Regions from separate parts of the Homo sapiens genome. Here region 1 is linked to region 2. The links are chromatin loops, found by intact Hi-C in ENCODE. Cell type or tissue: heart left ventricle. All regions are shown on one strand. Links, peaks and the distances in the headings refer to the core of each region. The heading gives the core; the rest is flanking DNA.

Evidence for each region. Hi-C counts contacts between places; a loop is a spot of excess contacts. Peaks named below come from ENCODE experiments on the same cell type or tissue, not always from the same donor. Only the 100,000 strongest peaks of a DNase experiment are listed, where the experiment ranks them.
Region 1: a loop joins it to region 2, with 8 times the contacts of the local background. A loop is called at or near these places in 4 of 110 quality-filtered maps.

What each region holds. Positions count from the first base shown.
Region 1 is chr19:8,264,944-8,275,472 of GRCh38, reverse strand. No RefSeq gene overlaps it. Among named protein-coding and RNA genes, the nearest start is that of CD320, 38 kb to the left of the region's middle. RefSeq lists an enhancer at 6,168-6,497. In heart left ventricle, for the core only: CTCF peaks have their summits at 6,186 and 6,395 (motif pointing left); a DNase peak (open chromatin) is centred at 6,372; H3K4me3 peaks cover 928 bases.
Region 2 is chr19:9,075,040-9,085,568 of GRCh38, reverse strand. It overlaps the pseudogene OR1M4P. Among named protein-coding and RNA genes, the nearest start is that of OR1M1, 6.8 kb to the left of the region's middle. In heart left ventricle, for the core only: a CTCF peak has its summit at 5,565; no DNase peak of the experiment used is centred there; H3K27me3 peaks cover 805 bases.

The sequences.
Region 1 (10,529 bases), core at 1,800-9,799, 810 kb after region 2:
GGCTGAGGCAGGAAATTGCTTGAACCCAGGAAGCGGAGGTTGTGGTGAGCCAAGATTGTACCACTGTACTCCAGCCTGGGCAACAAGAGGAAACTCCATCTCCCCCTACCAAAAAAAAAAAAAAAAAAAAAAAAAAAAAAAAAAAAAAAAATAGGGCCAGGCATGGCACAGTGGCTCACGCCTGTAATCCCAGCACTTTGGGAGGCCGAGGCAGGCAAATCACGAGGTCGACAAATCACGAGGTCAGGAGTTTGAGACCAGCCTGGCCAACATGGTGAAACCCCATCTCTACTAAAAATACAAAAAATTAGCTGGGCGTGCTGGCTGGTGCCTGTTATCCCAGCTACTCGGGAGGCTGAGGCAGGAGAATTGCTTGAACCCTGGAGGCGGAGGTCGCAGTGAGCTGAGATTGTGCCACTGTGTTCTAGCCCGGGTGACAGAGCAAGACTGTCTCAGAAAACAAAACAAACAAAAACAGGTTAACAGGAGAGGATACAGATTTACTTAATAGAAGTTTTGCATGGAATAGAAGCCCTCAGAAGAAAATGAATTTGAGAGGTCAAGGCAGGAGGATCCCTTGAGGCCAGGAGTTCAAGACCAGCCTAGGCAACATAGCAAGACCCTTTCTGTACAAAAAATACAAAAATTAGCAGGGTATGGTGGCGTGTGCCTGTAGTCCCAGCTACTCAGGAGGCTGAGGCGGGCGGTGGAGGTTGTGGTGAGCTGAGATCGAGTCACTACACTCCAGCCTGGGTGACAAAGACTCTGTCTGTCTGTGTCTCTCTCTCTCTCTCTCAAAAAAAGAAGGGGCTGGGCATGGTGGCTCATACCTGTAATCCCAGCACTTTGGGAAGCTGAAGCAGGTGGATCACTTGAGGTCAGGAGTTTGAGACCAGCCTGGCCAACATAGCAAAACCCTGTCTCTACTAAAAATACAATAATTGGCCAGGTGTCGTGGCACGAGCCTGTGGTCCCAGCTACTTGAGAGGCTGAGGCAGGAGAATCGCTTGAACCTGGGAGGCAGAGGTTGCAGTGAGCCGAGATCGCGCCACTGCACTCCAGCCTGGGCAATACAGCGAGACTCAGTCTCAAAAAAAAAAAAAGGAAAAAAAACAAAGGTTAATTTTATGCCGTGTGAGTTTCACCTTAATAATAAAAACAAAGGAGGGAAAAATGCATCAACCTATTTGTGTGCTGATAGGAATGCTCCAGGGGTGCGGGGAGGTTGTTGAGGTAGGTGCTTGTCTAGGCCCATGAAGGGGTGGAGGAGTTGGTGGAGAAGGGGGCGTGGTTTTGCTGCATCCAGGGCAAATTGATTCTCACAGGGCAAGAGGAAGAGCCACTGCGTCTGGGTCCTGATGCAGGTCTGCAGGTTGATGGAGGGCAGTGGCTCTGGAAGGTCTCTCCTGCTGATTTCTGTTTTCTCAGAGATGCCACCTGGTCTGTGACAAAGATTGGTAAACAGGAGGATGATGTCAGTATTAAGAGGAAATAACAGGCCGGGTGCGGTGGCTGACGTCTGTAATCCCAGCACTTTGGGAGGCCAAGGCTGTCGGATCACTTGAGGTCAGGAGCTCGAGACCAGCCTGACCAACGTGGCGAAATCCCGTCTTTACTAAAAATACAAACATTAGCCAGGCATGGTGGCCTGTGCCTATAATCCCAGCTTCTCAGGAGGCTGAGACAGGAGGATCGCTTGGACCCGGGAAGCGGGTGTTGCAGTGAGCCGAGATCGGCCATTGCACTCCGGCTTAGGAGACAGAGTAAGACTCTGTCTCGGGCGGGGTGGCGGGGGAAACAGGGAATAACAGTAGGGGAAGTTCCTAGTAATGCATGTTTTTCCAAGTCCCAGAAAGAACATAGCGGCAGATGGCAAGTTGCCCCTAGGTGGTGGTCGTTCCCCATGTCCAACACCCAGTCAGCCTCGGGCTAATCCAGGGTCACTGACCATGTGCTTATCTGGCAGTTCTCCCTGGTTTTCATGCATTTTACTTTTGCTTTAACCTTTTCTGTTTCCGATCGAGTGACCATCATTTTTTTTCTACTGTTAAATATACATATCAATACATAATAGAAAAAAATACAAAAAGTACGTAAGTATTATACCTAAAAATAACATAAAATTGACCACTTTAACAATTTTAAAGTGGGCTTCAAAGGTATTCAGTATTTTTACAATGTTGTGCACTCATCACCACCACCCATCTCTAGAACTGTTGTTTGTTTTTGTTCTTGTTTTTTGTTTTTGAGACAGAGTCTCGCTCTGTTGCCTAGGCTGGAGTGCAGTGGTGCTGTGATCTCAGCTCACTGCAACTTCTGCCTCCTGAGTTAGAGTGATTCTCCTGCCTTAGCCTCCCGAGTAGCTGGCATTACAGGCACGTGCCACCACGCCCAGCTAATTTTTTGTATCTTTAGTAGAGATGGGGTTTTCACTATGTTTGCTAGGCTGGTCTTGAACTCCTGACCTTGTGATCCACCTGCCTCAGACTCTCAAAAGTGCTGGGGTTACAGGCGTCAGCCACCATTCCTGGCCAAGAAATCTTTTTTGTTTGTGAGATGGGGTCTCATTATGTTGCCCAGGCTGGTCTCAAGCTCCTAGCCTCAAGTCATCCACCTGCCTTGGCCTCCCAAAGGGCTGGGATGATAGAATTTAGCCACAGTGCCTGGCCTCCTCTTTTTTTTTTTTTTTTTTTTTTTTTTTTTTTGAGATGGAGTTGTGCTCGGTCATCCAACCTGGAGTGCTGGAGTGCAGTGGTGTGATCTTGGCTCACTGCAACCTCCACCTCCCAGGTTCAAGCAATTCTTCTGTCTCAGCCTCCTGTAGCTGGGACAACAGGTGCATGCTACCATGCCTGGCTAATTTTTGTATTTTTAGTAGAGATTCGAGATGGGGTTTCACCATATTGGTTAGGCTGGTCTCGAACTCCTGACCTCAGGTGATCGACTGGCCTTGGCCTCTCAAGTGCTGGGATTACAGGCATGAGCCATTGTGCCCGGCCACATCTGTTTTTATCAAAGTGAAATTCATATAACATAAAATTAACCATTGTGAAGTGAATGATTCAGTGGCATTTGGTACATTCACAGTGCAGTGCAACCATATCTATCTACTGCCAGAATATTTTCATGACCCCAAAAGGAAGCCCTGTACTCATTTTGGTGACTCACACATGTAATCCTAGTGCTTGGGAGGCCGAGGTGGGAGGATGGTTTGAGGCTAGGAGATTCAGATCATCCTGGACAACATAGCAAGGCCTAATCTCTACCAAAAATAAAAAAATTAGCTGGGTGTGGTTGTGTGCACCTGTCATCCTAGCTACTGGGAAGACTGAGGCAGGAGGATTGCTTGAGCCCAAGTGTTGGAAGCTGCAGTGATCTGTGATCACACCACTGCATTCCAGCCTGGGCAACAGAGCAAAACCCTGTCTCCAAAATAAAAAATTTAAAAATAAAAGAAATTGGATATTCTCCCCCTTTCCCTCTTTTTTTTCCCTCCCCCTCTTCTTGGTATCAGCCTGAATTAGATGAGAAATAACTGTTACTTGAAATGTTGATAAAACTTGATTGGGGCCGGGCACGGTGGCTCACGCCTGTAATCCCAGCACTTTGGGAGGCCGAGGCGGGCAGATCACGAGGTCAGGAGATCGAGACCATCCTGGCTAACATGGTGAAACCCCATTTCTACTAAAAATAGAAAAAAATTAGCCAGGCGTGGTGGCGGACGCCTGTAGTCGCAGCTTCTCGGGAGGCTGAGGCAGGAGAATGGCGTGAACCTGGGAGGCGGAGCTTGCAGTGAGCAGAGATCGCGCCGCTGCACTCCAGCCTGGGCGACGGAGCGAGACGCTGTCTCAAAAAAAAAAAAAGCAAGACTCCGTCTAAAAAAAAAAAAAAAAAAAAAAACCCCAAAAACTTTGGTTGAAAAATCCTCTGGGTTTTGTCCTTTAGCGGAAGGTAGTTTGTTTCTTCCCTTCCCCTTCCCTTCCTCTCTTTCTCTCATTTTTTTCTTTCAACAGGGTCTCCCTCTGTCAACCAGGCTGGAGTGCAGTGGCACCATCATGACTCACTATAGCCTTGACCTCCTGGGTTCAAGCGATCCTTCAGCCTCAGCCTCTCGAGTAGTGGGGACTACAGGCACACACCACCATATCCAGCTAATTTTTATTTATTTTTATTTTTTAAATTTTAGATGGAGTCTTCCTCTGTCGCCAAGGCTGGAGTGCAGTAGCGCAATCTCGGCTCACTGCAAGCTCCGCCTCCCGGGTTCAGGCCATTCTCCTGCCTCAGCCTCCCGAGTAGCTGGGACTACAGGTGCCCGCCACCACGCCCAACTAATTTTTTGTATTTTTAGTAGAGACAGGGTTTCACCATGTTAGCCAGGATGGTCTCGATCTCTTGACCTTGTGATCCACCCACCTCGGCCTCCCAAAGTGGTGGGATTACAGGTGTGAGCCACCGCGCCCGGCCTAATTTTTAAATTGTTTTGTAGAGACCAGGTTTCGCTATGTTGACCAGATGGGTCTTAAACACCTGGGTTCAAGTGATCTGTCTACCTTAGCCTCCCAAAATGTTGGGATCACAGGCATGAACCATATTGTCTGCCCCCTCCCCCAAGTTATTTCCATTTCATTAATATTTATGGATTTAGTAAAGTTTTTTGGTACCTCTTGGTGCAAGTTTTGCATTTTATATTTTTCCATAAAGGTATTCTTTTCATCTTCATCTTTTCTTTTAGTTTTGAGACGGAGTTTCGCTCATGTTGCCCAGACTGGAGTGCAATGGCGTGATCACAGCTTACTGCAACCTCCGCCTCCTGGGTTCCAGTGATTTTTCTGCCTCAGCCTCCCAAGTAGGTGGGACTACAGGCGGGCACCAGCAGGCCTGGCTAATTTTTTCAGATGGAGTCTCACTCTGTCGCTCAGGCTGGAGTGCAGTGGCACGATCTTGGCTCACTGCAAGCTCCACCTCCTGGGTTCACACCATTCTCCTGCCTCAGCGTCCTGAGTAGCTGGGACTACAGGTGCCCACCATCAGGCCTGGCTAATTTTTTGTATTTTTTAGTATACACGGGGTTTCACTGCATTAGCCAGGGTGGTCTCGATCTCTTGAGCTTGTGATCTGTCCTCCTCAACCTCCCAAAGTGCTGGAATTACAGGCATGAGCCACCCTGCCCCGCCAGTTTTTGTATTTTTAGCAGAGATGGGGTCTTGACATGTTGGCCAGGCTGGTCTTGAACTCCTGGGCTGAAGCGATCCACCTGCCTTAGCCTCCCAAAGTGCTGAGATTACTGGCGTGAGCCACTGTGCCTGGCATATACCCACTTTTAATCGCATGCAGATTAAGGGGCAGTTTATGTAGAAACTTTTAGGGAAGGGGGTACTAATCATTGGGGCATTGCCTGGAAAGGGGCAGTAATTCCTTGATGTTAGCATGGTAATGTGAAATTGACACGGCACACTGGCAGGCATGTCTCATCGAAAGCTGCTTCCCCCTCCCTTTTCCTTCACCTGTTTTAGCTAGTCCTCAATATGGTCTGGTGTCTGAGCCCCACCTCTGAAGTCAAATCTTATCTTCTACCTCACTAGGACTTGCCTAGGAGTTGCACTGATAGCCTAGACTGACTTTCAAATTTACTTAGAGACCCAGAGCACTTTAGCCCATGGTGGGTCGCAAAGTTTGCAGGAACTCAAATTCCACTGGGATCCATAATTTCCCTCTTGTTAGGGCTGGTTTAAATGCCCCCTCTATAGGGACCAGCCCTACAGGGCCTGTGGGTTTTTCTCCTCGTGTGTGGAGATGAGAGATCGTAGAAATAAAGACACAAGGCAAAGAGAAGGAAAGACAGCTGGGGCCTGGAGGACCACTACCACCAAGACGCAGAGACCGGTAGTGGCCCTGAATGCCTGGCTGCACTGTTATTTTTTGGATATAAGGCAAGGGGGCAGGGTAAGGAGTGTTGAGCCATCTCCAGTGATAGGTAAGGTCACGTGAGTCATGTGTCTACTGGACAGGGGGCCCTTCCCTGTTTGGTAGCCGAGGCAGAGAGAGGGGACAGCTTATGTCATTATTTCTTGGAGAGGTCAACGGCTTAATACTTTCACTTAATTCTGCTACTGTTTTCTAGAAGGCAGAGCCAGGTGTACAGGGTGGAACATGAAAGTGAAACAGGAGCGTGACCGCTGAAGCACAGCATGACAGAGGCTAGACTGTTAGGCCTCTGGATGGCTGTTGGCAGGTGGGGATGGTGGGGGCTTGACTGATGTCAGGCCTTCCACAAGAGGTGGTGGAGCAGAGTCTTCTCTAACTCCCCCAAGGAAAGGGAGACTCCCTTTCCCGGTCTGCTAAGTAACGGGTGCCTTCCCAGGCGCCGGCATTACCGCTAGACCATGGAGCCCTCTAGTGGCCCTGTCCGGGCATAACAGAGGGCTCGCACTCTTGTCTTCTGGTGTAACTATTTTTATTTTATATATATTTTTTATTTTACTGGAACAACTTGTGCCCTCAGTCTCTTGCCTCGGCACCTGGGTGGCTTGCCGCCCACACCCTCTATGGGTGGGCATCAGCTGAGTGTGGTCGGGTTTTTCTTTCTGCTCTAAAAGGACAGCGCTGGGTTCCATGCCTCACAATTGCTGCCCCCTCCCTCTCCCCAACACACAAAGGCACTCTCCACACCATGCTGCCAGGGGTGGCGGAGAGGTGGTGTCAGAGATTCAGGACTTTCAGTGTGTTTCTTCAGTGTGTCTTTCAGTGATATAAAGTTAAAACCGGGTACTGTGAGTGCTCACCTGATTTTTGGTTCTTCTTTTTTTTTTTTTTTTTTTTTTTTTTTTTTTTTTTTTTTTTTTTTTTTTTTTTCGGAGACAGAGTCTTGCTCTGTCGCCCAGGCTGGAGTGCAGTGGCGCGATCTCGGCTCACTGCAACCTCTGCCTCCCGGGTTCAAGTGATTCTCCTGCCTCAGCCTCCTGAGTAGCTGGAACTACAGGCATGAGCCACTGCTCCCGGCTGGGATTTTTGGTTCTTGGGAAAGTGCTTTTTTGTGTGTAGCTGTTAAATTGGTGTCCTTGTTGGAGGGATGGTTGGTGGAGCCTTCTATTCTGTTATCTTGTGCTGCCTTCTACATCCTGGGTTTTTGATATAGATATGTCATAGACTAATAATGGGCAGTTTTATTCTCTTTATTTCTCCTACTGATATCTTTTTTTGTTTTACGGTTTTTTTTTTTTTAATTGGCGGAATTTCACTCTTGTTGCCTGGGCTGGAATGCAATGGCGTGACCTCGCCTCACTGCAACCTCCGCCACCCAGGTTCAAGTGATTCTCCTGCCTCAGCCTCCCAAGTAGCTGGGATTACAGGCATGCGCCACCACACCCGGCTAATTTTTTTGTATTTTTAGTAGAGATGGGGTGTCTCCATGTTGGTCAGGCTGGTCTCGAACTCCCGACCTCAGGTGATCTGCCTGCCTCGGCCTCCCAAAGTGCTGGGATTAACAGGCGTGAGCCACCGCGCCCGGCCTTTTTTGATTTATTGTTAACTAGAACTCCCAGAATAATTTTGAATAAGGGTGGCGATAGCAGCTATTGTCTTATTTCTTACCTTAAGGGTTATGTACCCAACAATTAAATATGACATTAAATATAACATTTGACATGTATGATGCTTTATTTTTGTTTTTTAGTGTTGGGGCCTTCCACTATTCCTCAGGTTGGAGTGCAGTGGCAAGATCACGGCTCACTGCAGCCTTGAACTCCTGGTTCAAGTGGTCCTCCTGCCTTGAGCTCCTGAGTAGCTGGGACTACAGGCACATACCACCATGCCTGATTTTTAAATTTTGTGCAGAGATGGGGGTCTTGCCATGTTGCCAGGCTGATCTTGAACTCCTGGGCTCAAGTGATCCTCTCCCTTGGTCTCCAGAAGTGCTGGGATTACAGGTATGAGCCACCGCACCTGGCCTGTCTCTATATTTTTTTCTGTGACTTCTTTTATTTTTCTTTATTAATCTTGCCAGATGTTCGTCTGTTAGTCATTCAAATAACTAACTTTTAGGTTTGATGATCCTAATTTTAACACTTATCCTGTTTTTTCTTTTATTGAGCTTATTTTACTGTTCTTTAAAATCTTCTTAAATGCTTAGCTAATTATTTTTGAGCTTTTTCTTTTTTTTTTTTTTTTTTTTTTTTTTTTGAGTCTCACCCTGTTGCCCAGGCTGGAGTACAATGGCACAATCTTGGCTCATTGAAACTTCTGCCTCCTGGGTTCAAGCGATTCTCCTGCCTCAGCCTCCTGAGTAGCTGGGATTACAGGCACGTGCCACCACTGCTGGCTAATTTTTTTTTTTTTTTTTGTATCTTTAGTAGAGACGGGGTTTCACCATGTTGGTCAGACTGATCTCAAACTCCTGACCTCATGATCCACCCCCCTTGGCCTCCCAGAGTGCTGGGATTACAGGTGTGAGCCACCACGCCAGGCTGCTTTTTTTTTTTTTTCGTTTCTAATATAAGCCTGTTAGGCTGCAAACTTCCTCCAAAGGATTGCTTAAGCTACACTCCACAAACATTGACATGTAATATTTTTATATTTTTGCTATTCATCTTTTTTTTTTTTTTTTTTTTTTTGGAGACAAAATCTCACTCTGTTGCCAGGCTGGAGTGCTGGCATGTCTCAGCCTCCCGAGTAGCTGGGATTACAGGCATGTGCCACCACACCCAGCTAATTTTTGTATTTTTAGTAGAGACGGGGTTTCACCATGTTGGCCAGGATGGTCTCGATCTCCTGACCTCGTGATCCGCCCACCTTGACTTCCCAAAGTGCTGGGATTACAGGCGTGAGCCACTGTGCCCGGCCTTTGCTATTCATCTATAGGAGTGTATTTTCTAATCTTCATTATGGGCTCTCTTTCAACCCATGAGGTTCCTATTATTTGTTTTTTTGGAGGAAATGGGAATTATTGGATAGGGAAACACCAGGTAAATGGAATAATTATAATCTTTGCTTCATGAGACACTGTAGTTGATACATACAAATCCCTTTCTTCATGCATTTATTAAGATGAAATTTACATAACGAACCATCTTAAAGTGAACAGTTCAGTGGCATCGAGTGCATTTGCAATGTTGTAGAACCACGACTTTAGTTCCAAAACATTTCCACCGCTGCAAGATAAAACTCCGTACCCATTAAACAGTTTCTTCCTATGCCTTCACCCTGAAGCCCCCGGCAGCTATAAATATACATTTTATTTTTATAGGTTTACCTCTTCTGGATATTTCATATAGGTGGAATCATAAAATGTGTGACCTTTTATGTCTGGGTTCTTACACTGAGCATAATGCTTCCAGGGTTCATTCACATGCAGCATATGTGAGTGCTGTATTCCTTTTCATGGCTGAGTAGTAGTCCATTGTATGGATGGACTACAATTTGTTATTGGACATTTGGGTTGTTTCTATGGTGTTTTTTTCTCCCCCCACCCCTCCAGACAGGGTCTCTCTGTTGCGCAGGCTGGAGTATAGTGGCATGATCATAGCTCACAGCAGTCTTGTACTCCTGGGCTCAGGCAATCCTCTCACTCAACTTCCTGAGTAGCTGGGAGTATACGTGCATGCCACCACACCCTGCTGATTTTTCTATTTTTTTGCAGAGACCATGTCTCACTATGTTGTCCAGGCTGGTCTTGAACTCCTGTGCTCAAGCAATCCTCCCACTTCGACCTCCCAAAGTGTTGGGATTACAGGAGTGAACCATTGTGATCAGCTGTTTCTACCTTTATTGTGACTAGTGCTGCTATGAACATTCATGTGTAAATATTTGAGTACCTGCTTCCAATTCTTTTGGGTCTATTCCTAGGAGTGGAATTGCTGGATCATATAGTAATTCTATTTAATTTCTTGAGGAACCACCAAACGATTTTCCACAGTGATCATTTTACATTTCCACCAGCAGTGAATACAGTTGTTTCATTTTTTCCACATCCTTGCCAACACTTTTTTTTTTTAAGACAGAGTTTCGCTCTTGTTACCCAGGCTGGAGTGTAGTGGCATGATCTTGGCTCCCTGCAACCTCTGCCTCCCAGGTTCAAGTGATTCTCCTGCCTCAGTCTCCCAAGTACCTGGGATTACAGACATGTACCACCATGCCCGGCTAATTTTGTATTTTTAGGAGAGAGGGGTTTCTCCATGTTGGTCAGGCTGGTCTCGAAGTCTCGACCTCAGGTGATCCACCTGCCTCAGCCTCCCAAAGTTTGGGGATTACAGGCATGAGGGGATTACACTGCACCTGGCCAACACTTCTTTTATTATACCCACTCTTGTGGATGTAAAGTGGTTTCTCATTGTGTTTTTGATTTGCATTTTCCTAATGACTAACAATGTTGAATATCTTTTCATGTGCTTATTGGCCATTTCTTTTTGGGAATTTTTTTTTTCTTTTTCTTTTTCCTTTAGATGGAGTCTTGCTCTTGTTGCCCAGGCTGAAGTGCAGTGGCGCGCTCTCAGCTCACTGCAACCTCTGCCTCCCGGGTTCAAGCGATTCTCCTG
Region 2 (10,529 bases), core at 1,495-9,494:
TCTCCTGCCTCAGCCTCCTGAGTAGGGAGGCTCCCAAGTTGTATTTTTAGTAGAGACAGGATTTCACCATGTTGGCCAGGCTAGTCTTGGACTCCTGACCTCAAGCGATCCACCCACCTCAGCCTCCCAAAGTGCTGGGATTACCGATGTGAGCCACTGCGCCTAGCAATTATTTTGATTCAAAATATTAATAATAATTATATAACATTTTCAAATACCCAATTATTATTCAAATTACCCAAATTGCCTCATATATTTTTAGTTTTTTACATCAGAATTCATATAATGTCCATAGATTGCAGTTGGTTGATTACTGTTTTAAGTCCTTTTAATCTATAGGTTTTTCTGTTTTCCTTTCTTATTTTTGAACAGGGTGTCATTCTGTCACCCAGGGTAGAGTGCAGTGGTCTGGTCATAACCCACTGCAGCCTCCAATTCCTGGGCTTACATAATCCTCCCTCTTCAGCCTCCTGAGTAACTGGGACTACAGGTGTGTGCCATCAATCCTGGCTAATTTTTAAAAAATTTTTAATGTTTTATAGAGATGGGGTCTCGCTAGGTTTCCTAGGCTGGTCTCAAACTCTTGGCCCCAAGGGATTCTTCTGCCTCAGCCTCCTAAATTTTTAGAAATTTGGTTTTATGAGGCAATGCCCAGATTATGGGGTAATGTGCTCACTCAATAAACACTCATGAAATAAAAACCTTTCATGATAAAAATTCTGAAGTGCTGGAATTACAGGTGTCAGCCACCACACCCAGCCAAAAGCTCTTGTTTCTCTTTTACCTATTACTTCTTTAATGCTTTTCCTTTATTTACGTAGATCTGAGTTTCTGACCTCTATTATATTCTTCTCTATAAATTACTTCTTTTAACATTTTTTTTTCTTTGAGACGGAGTTTCACTCTTGTCGCCCAGGCTGGAGTGCAATGGCACGATCTTGGCTCACTGCAACCTCTGCCTCCTGGGTTCAAGCAATTCACGTGCCTCAGCCTCCTAGGTAGCTAGGATTACCTGTGTATGCCACCACGCGCAGCTAATGTTTTTGTATTTTTAGTAGAGACAGGATTTCACTATGTTGGAGAGTCTGGTCTTGAACTCCTGGCCTCTAGTGATTCGCCCATCTACCATAGTGCTGGGTTTACAGGCATGAGCCACCACACACAGTCCTGAAGCAGCTTTTCAGGTTAACTTTAGAATGCCTTTGGCCAAGAGGAGGGGTCCCTTCAGATGGATGGGGGTGGTTATTTTTGGCTTACAAGCACTTGCTGGGTTTGTTTGGAGAGTCAACAGTTGACAGTAGCATCAATATTAATGGTTATATTACTTTTTTATTTTTTTGAGATGGAGTTTCACTCTTGTTGCCCAGGCTGGAGTGCAATGGCATGATCTCAGCTCAGTGCAACCTCTGCCTCCTGGGTTCAAGTAATCCTCCTGTCTCTGCCTCCCAAGTAGCTGAAATTACAGGCGCCTGCCACCACGCCCAGCTAATTTTTGTATTTTCAGTAGAGACAGGGTTTTGCCATGTTGGCCAGGCTGGTCTCAAACTCCTGACCTCAAATGATCCGCCCGCCTTGGCCTCCCAAAGTGCTGGGATTACAGCCGTGAGCCACCACGTCCAACCTAAAATTTTTTAATTAATAAAAAAAGAAGAAGATGAGTTGCTGTAAACATTTCATCCATGGTTCAAGGTGCAACCTATATATAAGCTGTTGTCAGGCCAAGTGTGGTGGCTCACACCTGCAATCGCAGAGCTTCGGAAGTCCTAGATGGGAGGATCGCTTGAGCCCAGGAGTTCAAGGCCAGCCTGGACAAGATAGCAAAACCCTCTCTCCACCCCCAAAAAAGAAGATAAATAGGCCAGGCATGGTGATGTGTGACTGTAGACCCTGCTACTAGAGAGGCTGTGGCAGGAGGATGGCTTGAGTCCAGGAGTTCAAGGTTGCAATGAGCTATGATTGCACCACTGCACTCCATCCTGGGTGACAGAGCAAGATCTTGTCTCTGAAAAATAATATATATATTATAGCATATATAATATTTATATTTTAGAGACAGGGTCTCTAAAGTTAAAGGTTAAAATTAAAGGTTAGAGTTCATCTAACCTTCCAAAACCATCTCCCTGGCATTCCTATAACCTCCCCTTTCCATACTTCCAGAGGAATCACACCCATGGAACCAGGAAACCAAACCAGTGCATCTCAATTCATCCTCCTGGGACTGTCAGAAAAGCCGGAGCAGGAAACACTTCTCTTTTCTCTGTTCCTCTGCATGTACCTGGTACAGTCCTGGGGAACCTGCTCATCATCCTGGCCATCAGCATAGACTCCCACTTCCACACCCCCATGTACTTCTTCCTGGCCAACCTGTCCCTGATTGATTTCTGTCTGGCCACCAACACCATCCCCAAGATGCTGGTGAGCCTTCAAACCGGAAGCAAGGCCATCTCTTATCCCTGATAATGCAAACATTCCTGGGCTCTCTATGGGGAAGCTGTGGCCCTGTGCCTGACCCCAAGGCACTGGGAGAGAAAGCCTTTCCTGACCCCAAGGTGTTACAGGAAAGGGGTCCAATCCAAATCCCAAGAGAGGGCTCTTGGATCTCAGGCAAGTCCACAAAGTGAAAACAAGTTTTTAGGAAAGCAAAGGAATAAAAGAATGACTACTCCATAGACAGAGAAGCCCCGAGGGCTGCTGGTTGCCCATTTTCATGGTTATTTCTTGATGATATGCTAAACAAGGGGAGGATTATTCATGCCTCACCTTTTTAGAGCATCTGGGGTAACTTCCTGATGTCGCCATGGCATCTGTAAACTGTCATGGTGTTACTGGTAGAAGGTGTTCAGGTTCTTGGATTCCCAAACAAAGAATTGGACAAAACACACCAACAAAGCAAAAGCAAAAGCAGCCATGAGCCACAGTGCCCGGCCTCAAGCTGACATGATATTAAGCAGAATGGCTTTGAATAATCAAACCTCTGATTTATTTGTGTTACTTTTCTTCCAAGAGAATTAAATTTTAATTTCTCAGGTGAACAAACAGACCTCCAGATGTGGCCCTGCTGTAGATTTCTATAAGTAAGTACACAGGTTGGAAAGACGAAGAAAATCTGCTTTCTGGTGACTATTCTGGTGAATGAAACACAGAATTTGACCGGGGATGGTGGCTCATGCCTGCAATCCCAGAACTTTGGGAGGCCAAGGCAGGTGGATCATTTGAGATCGGGAGTTAGAGACCAGACTGGCCAACATGGTAAAACCGCATCTCTACTAAAATACAAAAATTAACTGGGTGTGGTGGTGGGCATCTGTAATCCCAGTTACTTCGGAGGCTGAGGCAAGAGAATCACTTGAACCCGGGAGTCGAAGATTGCAGTGAGCTGAGATGGTGCCACCACACTCCAGCTTGGGTGACAGAGCAGGACTCTGGCAAAAAAAAAAAAAAAAAGAATGGCCAGGTGGCACGGTGGCTCACACCTGTAATCCCAGCACTTTGGGAGGCAGAGGCAGGCGGATCACCTGAGATCAGGAGTTTCAGACCAGCCTGGCCAAGGTGGTGAAACCCGGTCTCTACTAAAAATACAAAAATTTGCCAGGCGAGGTGGTGCGCACCTATAATCCCACTTACTTGGGAGGCTGAGGCAGGAGAATCACTTGAACCCGGGAGGCGGGGGTTGCAGGGAGCCAAGATCCCACCACTGCACTCCAGCCTGGGCTACAGAGAGAGACTCCATTTCAAAAACAAAGACAAAAACAGAATTTAAGATAATTGGAAGTTGGGAGGATTGCTTGAGACCAAGTTCAAGGCTGTAGTGTGCAATGATTGTGCTTGTGAATAAACACTGTGCTCCAGCCTGGGCAACATAGCAAGACCCTTGTCTCAAAAAAAAAAAATTAAACTAAAAAAATAAAGTAAGCCTGGGCGCAATGGCTCATGCCTGTAATCCCAGCACTTTGGGAGGCTGAGGCGGCTGGATCACGAGGTCAGGAGTTCAAGAGCAGCCTGGCCAAGATGGTGAAACCTCGTCTCTACTAAAAATACAAAAAAATCAGCCAGACATGGTGGTGCACACCTGTAGTCCCAGCTACTCGGGAGGCTGAGGCAGGAGAATCGCTTGAACCTAGGAGGCAGAGGTTGCGGTGAGCCAAGATCACGTCACTACACTCCAGCCTGGGCAACAGAGCGAGACTCCATCTCAAAAAATAAAATACATAAAAAATAAAATAGGCCAGGTGCAGTGGCTCACGCCTGTAATCCCAGCAGTTTGGGAGGCCGAGGCAGGTGGATCACCTGAGGTTGGGAGTTCGAGACCAGCCATGACCAACATGGGGAAACCCCGTCTCTACTAAAAATACAAAATTAGCAGGGCATGGTGGTGCATGCTTATAGTCCCAGCTACTCGGGAGGCTGAGGCAGGAAAACTGCTTGAACCCGGGAGGTGGAGGTTGTGATGAGCCAAGATCATGCCATCGCGCTCCAGCCTGGGCAACAAGAACAAAACTCCATCTCAAAAATAAAAAAATAAATAAATAAACAAATAAATATAAAATAAGATGAGAGTTTGCCATGGAGAGTCCATGATTCTGGTCAGGGCCTTTTTGGAGTAACCAGAAACCATGGGAAAGCGAAACTACAGCTCTCTCTTCTTGCAAGTTCCCTAAACTCTCTTGCCATAGGCACGCAGGTGATTACAGTGCTAATTGACAGAAGGCTGGAATTGCCAGAGACTTGGGAAGTTATTACAACCTGGGGGCTGCTAGAAATTTGGGAAAATCCCTCCCTCTGTATCCAGCTTGAGCTGAAGCATTTATTTAGACCCCTCCCTCCCCTGTGAAATGAGAAATGCCTCAGGCACCAATAAATCTCTTAAGATTCTGTCAGCCAAACAAAAACATCTCCAACTTGCTCTGTGTTAAGAAATAAAGGTTTCCTAAAGTGCTGGCTCTACAGGCATGAGCCACCATGCCCAGCAGAGGTGGGTAGATTGCTTGAGCCCAGGAGGTTAAGACCAGCCTGGGCAACATAGTGAGATCCCATCTCTACCAAAAAAGAAAAAAAAAGTAGCCAGGCCTGGTGGTGTACACCTGTAGTCTCAACTACCTGGGAGGCTGAGGAAAGAGGATCAGCAGAGGCCGGGAGGTCCAGGCTACAATGAGCCATAATTGCACCACTGTACTCCAGCCTGGGTGACAGAGCAAGATGCTGTCTAAAATAATAATAATAATAATAAACTTAAGGCCGGGTGTGGTGGCTCACATCTGTAATCCCAGCACTTTGGGAGGCCGAGGCGGGCAGATTACCTGAGGTCAGCAGTTTGGGACCAGCCTGGCCAACATGGCAAAACTCCATCTCTACTAAAAATACAGAAATTCACCAGGCGTGGTGGCGGGCACCTGTAATCCCAGCTACTCGGCAGGTTGAGGCAGGCGAATCGCTTGAACCCAGGAGGTGGAGGTTGCAATGAGCCAAGATCACACCATTGCACTCCAGCCTGGGCGGCAGAGAGAGACTCCATCTCAAAAAACAACAAAAACCTAGACTTGGGTTACTGCAGTTCCCAATGGAGACACACGAGGGCAGAAGAAACACGCAGCGAGGACGTCTCAGGTGCTCCAGTCCCTCGGGCACTTTTCACAGACAGCATCTCCCGCCTAGCACAGACATTTTGCTTAATCCTGGTCCCTTTCCCCACCTGACCTCAGTGCCTTTTGCCACTGGGGAGCCAGAAGCCTATAGCCCAGGGGCTTCCCAAGTTAAGGCACACTGGGAAAGGGTTGAAAGTGGCCTTACGTTTTCCAAATTTCCCACCCCAGCCCCTGGGCTCGGTGAATATCTTCCCACCTAACCCAGGACTGGGGCCATCTGGTTTCTGTTGTCCACAGAGAGATACTGAAGTTATGCAAGAAAAAGAGAGAGAGAAGACCGGACCTGGTGGTTCACGCCTGTAATCCCAGCACTTTGGGAGTCTGAGGCAGGTGGATCACCTGAAGTCAGGCGTTCAAGACCAGCCTGGCCAACATGACGAAACCCCGTCTCTACTAAAAATACAAAAATTAGTCCAGGCGTGGTGGCTCAAACCTGTAATCCCAGCACTTTGGGAGGCCGAGGCGGGCAGTTCAAGAGGTCAGGAGTTCGAGACCAGCCTGACCAACATGGTGAAACCCTGTCCCTACTAAAAATACAAAAATTAGCTGGACATGGTGGTGCACGCCTGTAATCCCAGCTACTCGGCAGGCTGAGGCAGGAGAATCACTTGAACCTGGGAGGTGGAGGTTGCAGTGAGCCGAGATTGCGCCACTACACTCCAGCCTGGGCGACAGAGCGAGACTCCATCTCAAAAAAAAAAAAAAAAAAAAAAAATTAGCCAGGTATGGTGGTGTGTGACTGTAATGCCAGCTATTTGGGAGGCTGAGGCAGGAGAATTGCTTGAACCCGGGAGGTGGAGATTGTAGTGAGCCGAGATCACACCATTGCACTCCAGCCTGGGCAACAAGAGCAAAACTCCGTCTCAAAAAATAAATAAATAAATAAATAAAAAGAAAAGAAAAATGAAAGAGAGAGACAGAGGGAGCGCTACAGAGAGAGACAGAGACAGAGAGATACTGCAGTTATGCAAGAAAAAGAGAGAGGGAGGGAAAGAGAGACAGAGAGATACTGTGACAGGCCAGGTCTCACTAACACAGGCCTCTCTAACAACTGTTTCAGCACTGACTGCGTGGTTAAGTTAAATATTTAAAGATGATAGCGCCAGTGCCCTTAGACAAAGGCTGGAACGTAACAAAAGCACACCAAGAGTTTTGCCCAGGCCTTTCCTGGGCCTTGAAGCATGACAAGATAATGAAGGAATTCTTAATGGACCTGTTTAGGATTAAACAAGTTTTATTGGGAGTCTGAAGAAACTCTCTAGACTCTAAAATTTAGCAGGAGACAAGATAAGGGTAACTATCCCTGGCACCTGGACCCATCTAGATTAAGTAAATTTACTGAGGCTCAGAGGAAGGTCTTCAGGACTCAGACCTTAGTTACAGATTAGGAGAAGTTAATTGGCCTGGTGCAGTGGCTCACGCCTGTAATCCCAGCAGTTTGGGAGGCCAAGGCAGGCAGATCACTTAAGGCCAGGAGTTCAAGACCAGCTTGGCCAACATGGCGAAACCCCATCTCTACTAAAAATACAAAAATTAACCAGGCATGATGGTGCACGCCTGTAATCCCAGCTACTTGGGAGGCTGAGGCAGGGGAATCGCTTGAACCTGAGAGGTGGGGGTTGCAGTGAGCCGAGATTGTGCCACTGCACTCCAGACTGGGTGACAGAGCAAGACTTCATCTCCAAAAATAAATAAATAAATAAATAAATAAATAAATAAAAATTAAACTACAAGCCAGGCACAGTGGCTCGCACCTGTAATCCCAGCACTTTGGTAGGCCGAGGTGGGGGGATCACCTGAGGTCAGGAGTTTGATACCAGCCTGGCCAACATGGTGAAACCCTGTCTCTACTAAAAATACAATAGCTGGGCATGGTGGTGCACGCCTAGATAATCCCAGCTACTCGGGAGGTTGAGGCAGAAGAATCGCTTGAACCTGGGAGGCAGAGGTTGCGGTGAGCCGAGATAGCGCCACTGCACTCCAACCTGGGTGACAGAGTGAGACTCTGTCTCGAAAATAAATAAAACTACAGCAGCCACAAGCACTGACAGAGTCAAGTATCAGGCACCCACAGGACAAGGTGGGACACAGTGTCTACTCATCTGCAGAGTGGGGACCAGGGCAGGATTGGGAGAAGAGAGCCAGGGTAAGGGGGAAGAAACAATATTGACAGAATAATTCTGAAAGATTCTCCCCGCGGCCTGAAAACTTGGGAGGATAAACTTGGGGGGATGAATAACTCCTCCCTTCTCAGGCCCAGTCCCAAGGTGCAAGGCTACTTGCCCCAGCAGCATGCGCCAGCAAGATAGCAGAAGCAGGAAGAGAGATGGCCGGAAGACATGTACCCTGGCCGGAAGACACGTACCCTGGCCGGAAGACATCTACCCTGGCCGGAAGACATCTACCCTGGCCGGAAGACACCTACCCTGGCCGGAAGACATCTACCCTGGCCGGAAGACATCTACCCTGGCCGGAAGACAGCTACCTTGGCCGGAAGACACCTGCCCTGGCCGGAAGACACGTACCCTGGCTGGAAGACATCTACCCTGGCCGGAAGACACATGCCCCTGAAGATCAAGAGACGGGCCATCCGGGTACCATGTAGCAGTTACGTCAGACTGGGACACTTGCTGTTTACGGGAGACTATAAAACCCCTGCCCCGTCCTCACTTGGGGCTGACGCCATTTTAGGCCTCAGCCGTCTGCACCCAGGTGCACATTAAAACAGCGTGTTGCTCCACACCAGCTCATGTTGTTTGTTGGCTTGCTCTCGGGGTTCGAAACGACACAAGAGCCTTACAAATTCCATGCTTGGCTCACTCGGCATTTCCTTAACAGATGTTCATTCAGTGCCTGCATGCTTGACAAGCCCCAGGTCTGAGAATACAACGGATCAGTGAATGAACCAACATGCAAAAATCCCTGACATTCTAGTGTTAAGAGTCTACAGGTAGAATAAATAAGTAAATTTAAAAAGATGTTAGATCCCTTTTCTTTTTGAGACAGGGTCTTGCTGTGTTGACCAGGCTGGAGTGCAGGGGCACAATCATAGTAAGGGAGGACACCACCCCTCATATTATGCCCAATTTCTGCCTCCAAAGAAAGAAGAAGTAAAAACTAAATGGCAGAAATCAAATCCATAGGCAGACAGCCCGGCACCGCACCCTGGGCCTGGTTAAAGATCGACCCCTGACCTAACCGGTTATGTTATCTATATATTCCAGATACCTCAAGGAAAAGGTAATTATTTGATTCAAGACCTTCAAAACGAGGCCAGGTGTGGTGGCTCACGACTGTCATCTCAGCATTTTGGGAGGCCAATGCAGTAGGATCACTTGAGGTCAGGAGTTCGAGACCAGCCTGGGCAACACAGCAAGAACCTGTCTCTTTTGAGTTTTTTTGTTTGTTTGTTTGTTTTGTTTTTGAGATGGAGTTTTGTTCTTGTCGCCCAGGCTGGAGTGCAATGGCATAATTTCGGCTCACTGCAACCTCCACCTCCTGGGTTCAAGTGATTCTCCTGCGTCAGTCTCCTGAGTAGCTGAGACTACAAGCGTGCACCACTACGCCTGGCTAATTTTTTTGTATTTTTAATATAGACGGGGTTTCACCATTTTGGCCAGGCTGGTCTGGAACTCCGGACCTCAGGTGATCCACCCACCTCGGCCTCCTAAAGTACAGAGATTACAGGCATGAGCCACCGCACCCGGCCAAGACCCTGTCTCTGAAAATAATTTTTAAAAATTAGCCGGGTGCCTACAGTCCCAGCTACTCAGGAGGCCAAGGTTGGAGGATCGATTGGGCCCAGGAGTTGGAGGCTACAGTAAACTATGATCGCATCACTGCCCTTCACCTAGGGGCAGAGTGAGACCTTGTCTCAAAGAAGAAAGACCTTCGAAAATGAAACAGGGAACCAGAAGGAGGGCAAGGTGGCAGCCAGGGCAAAATCCCTATGATGAGGGCATGCGGCTATGTGCAAGGAATTGCTCTGAGAATAAAGATGGGGACATTCTAGCCGAGCTAAAGAATGATCCATTTACTTATCATTGTAAGAAAATTGGAGCCGTTCCCAGAGATGACTAAGACCTAGGCCTGCAAAGTGTGAAGCCTGCAGGGAGGTGGGGGAAGGAGGCGAAGAACAAAGAACGCAAGGGGGGCCGAGTGAGTCATGGGCAGTGGGAACGGCGGTGCGGTGCATGGCTGGGTGCAGATAATTACCCTCGGGTAGCAGCCAGGCCCAGGTGGGGTGGGTGTCAGCAGGAGATGGACAGAGACCTCCCTCCGCTTCAGAAAGTAAAACCGGTGTTGCCCCAGCCTGGAACTCCCCCAGGAGAGTTGGAATCCTGCCCATCCCCTCCCCTCTTCCTCCAGTCTTTTCTTCCAGCTCAGGCCTGAGCTTTAAAAATCTTGCTTCCCAGCCACGGCCAAGACACGTCCCTGCCTCCCCCAGCAGAATGCAGATTTCAGGTGTCATTCATGAACTATTTAAGGGTTTCTGGAATGTTAGATTTGCCTGCTAGTCTGGGAGTCTTGGAGGGGGAGACCAGCTGTCACACGTCCTGCCCATGGCCGTGATTGGAGCACCCGGCAAGCTTAGGAGACAATGTTCACATGGACAGACTTTCTCTCTGAATGCCTTTGTCAGAGATGTTTAAACCAGAGTGACTCCATCTTGTGTAGGGGCTGGGTAAAATAAGGCCAAGACCTGCTGGGCTGTGTTCCCAGACAATTAAGGCATTCTAAGTCACAGGATGAGATAGGAGGTCAGCACAAGATGCAGGTCATAAAGACCTTGCTGATAAAACAGGTTGCAAAAAGAAGCCAGTCAAAACCCACCAAAACCAAGATGGCCCCAATAGTGACCTCTGGTTGTCCTCACTGCTACACTCC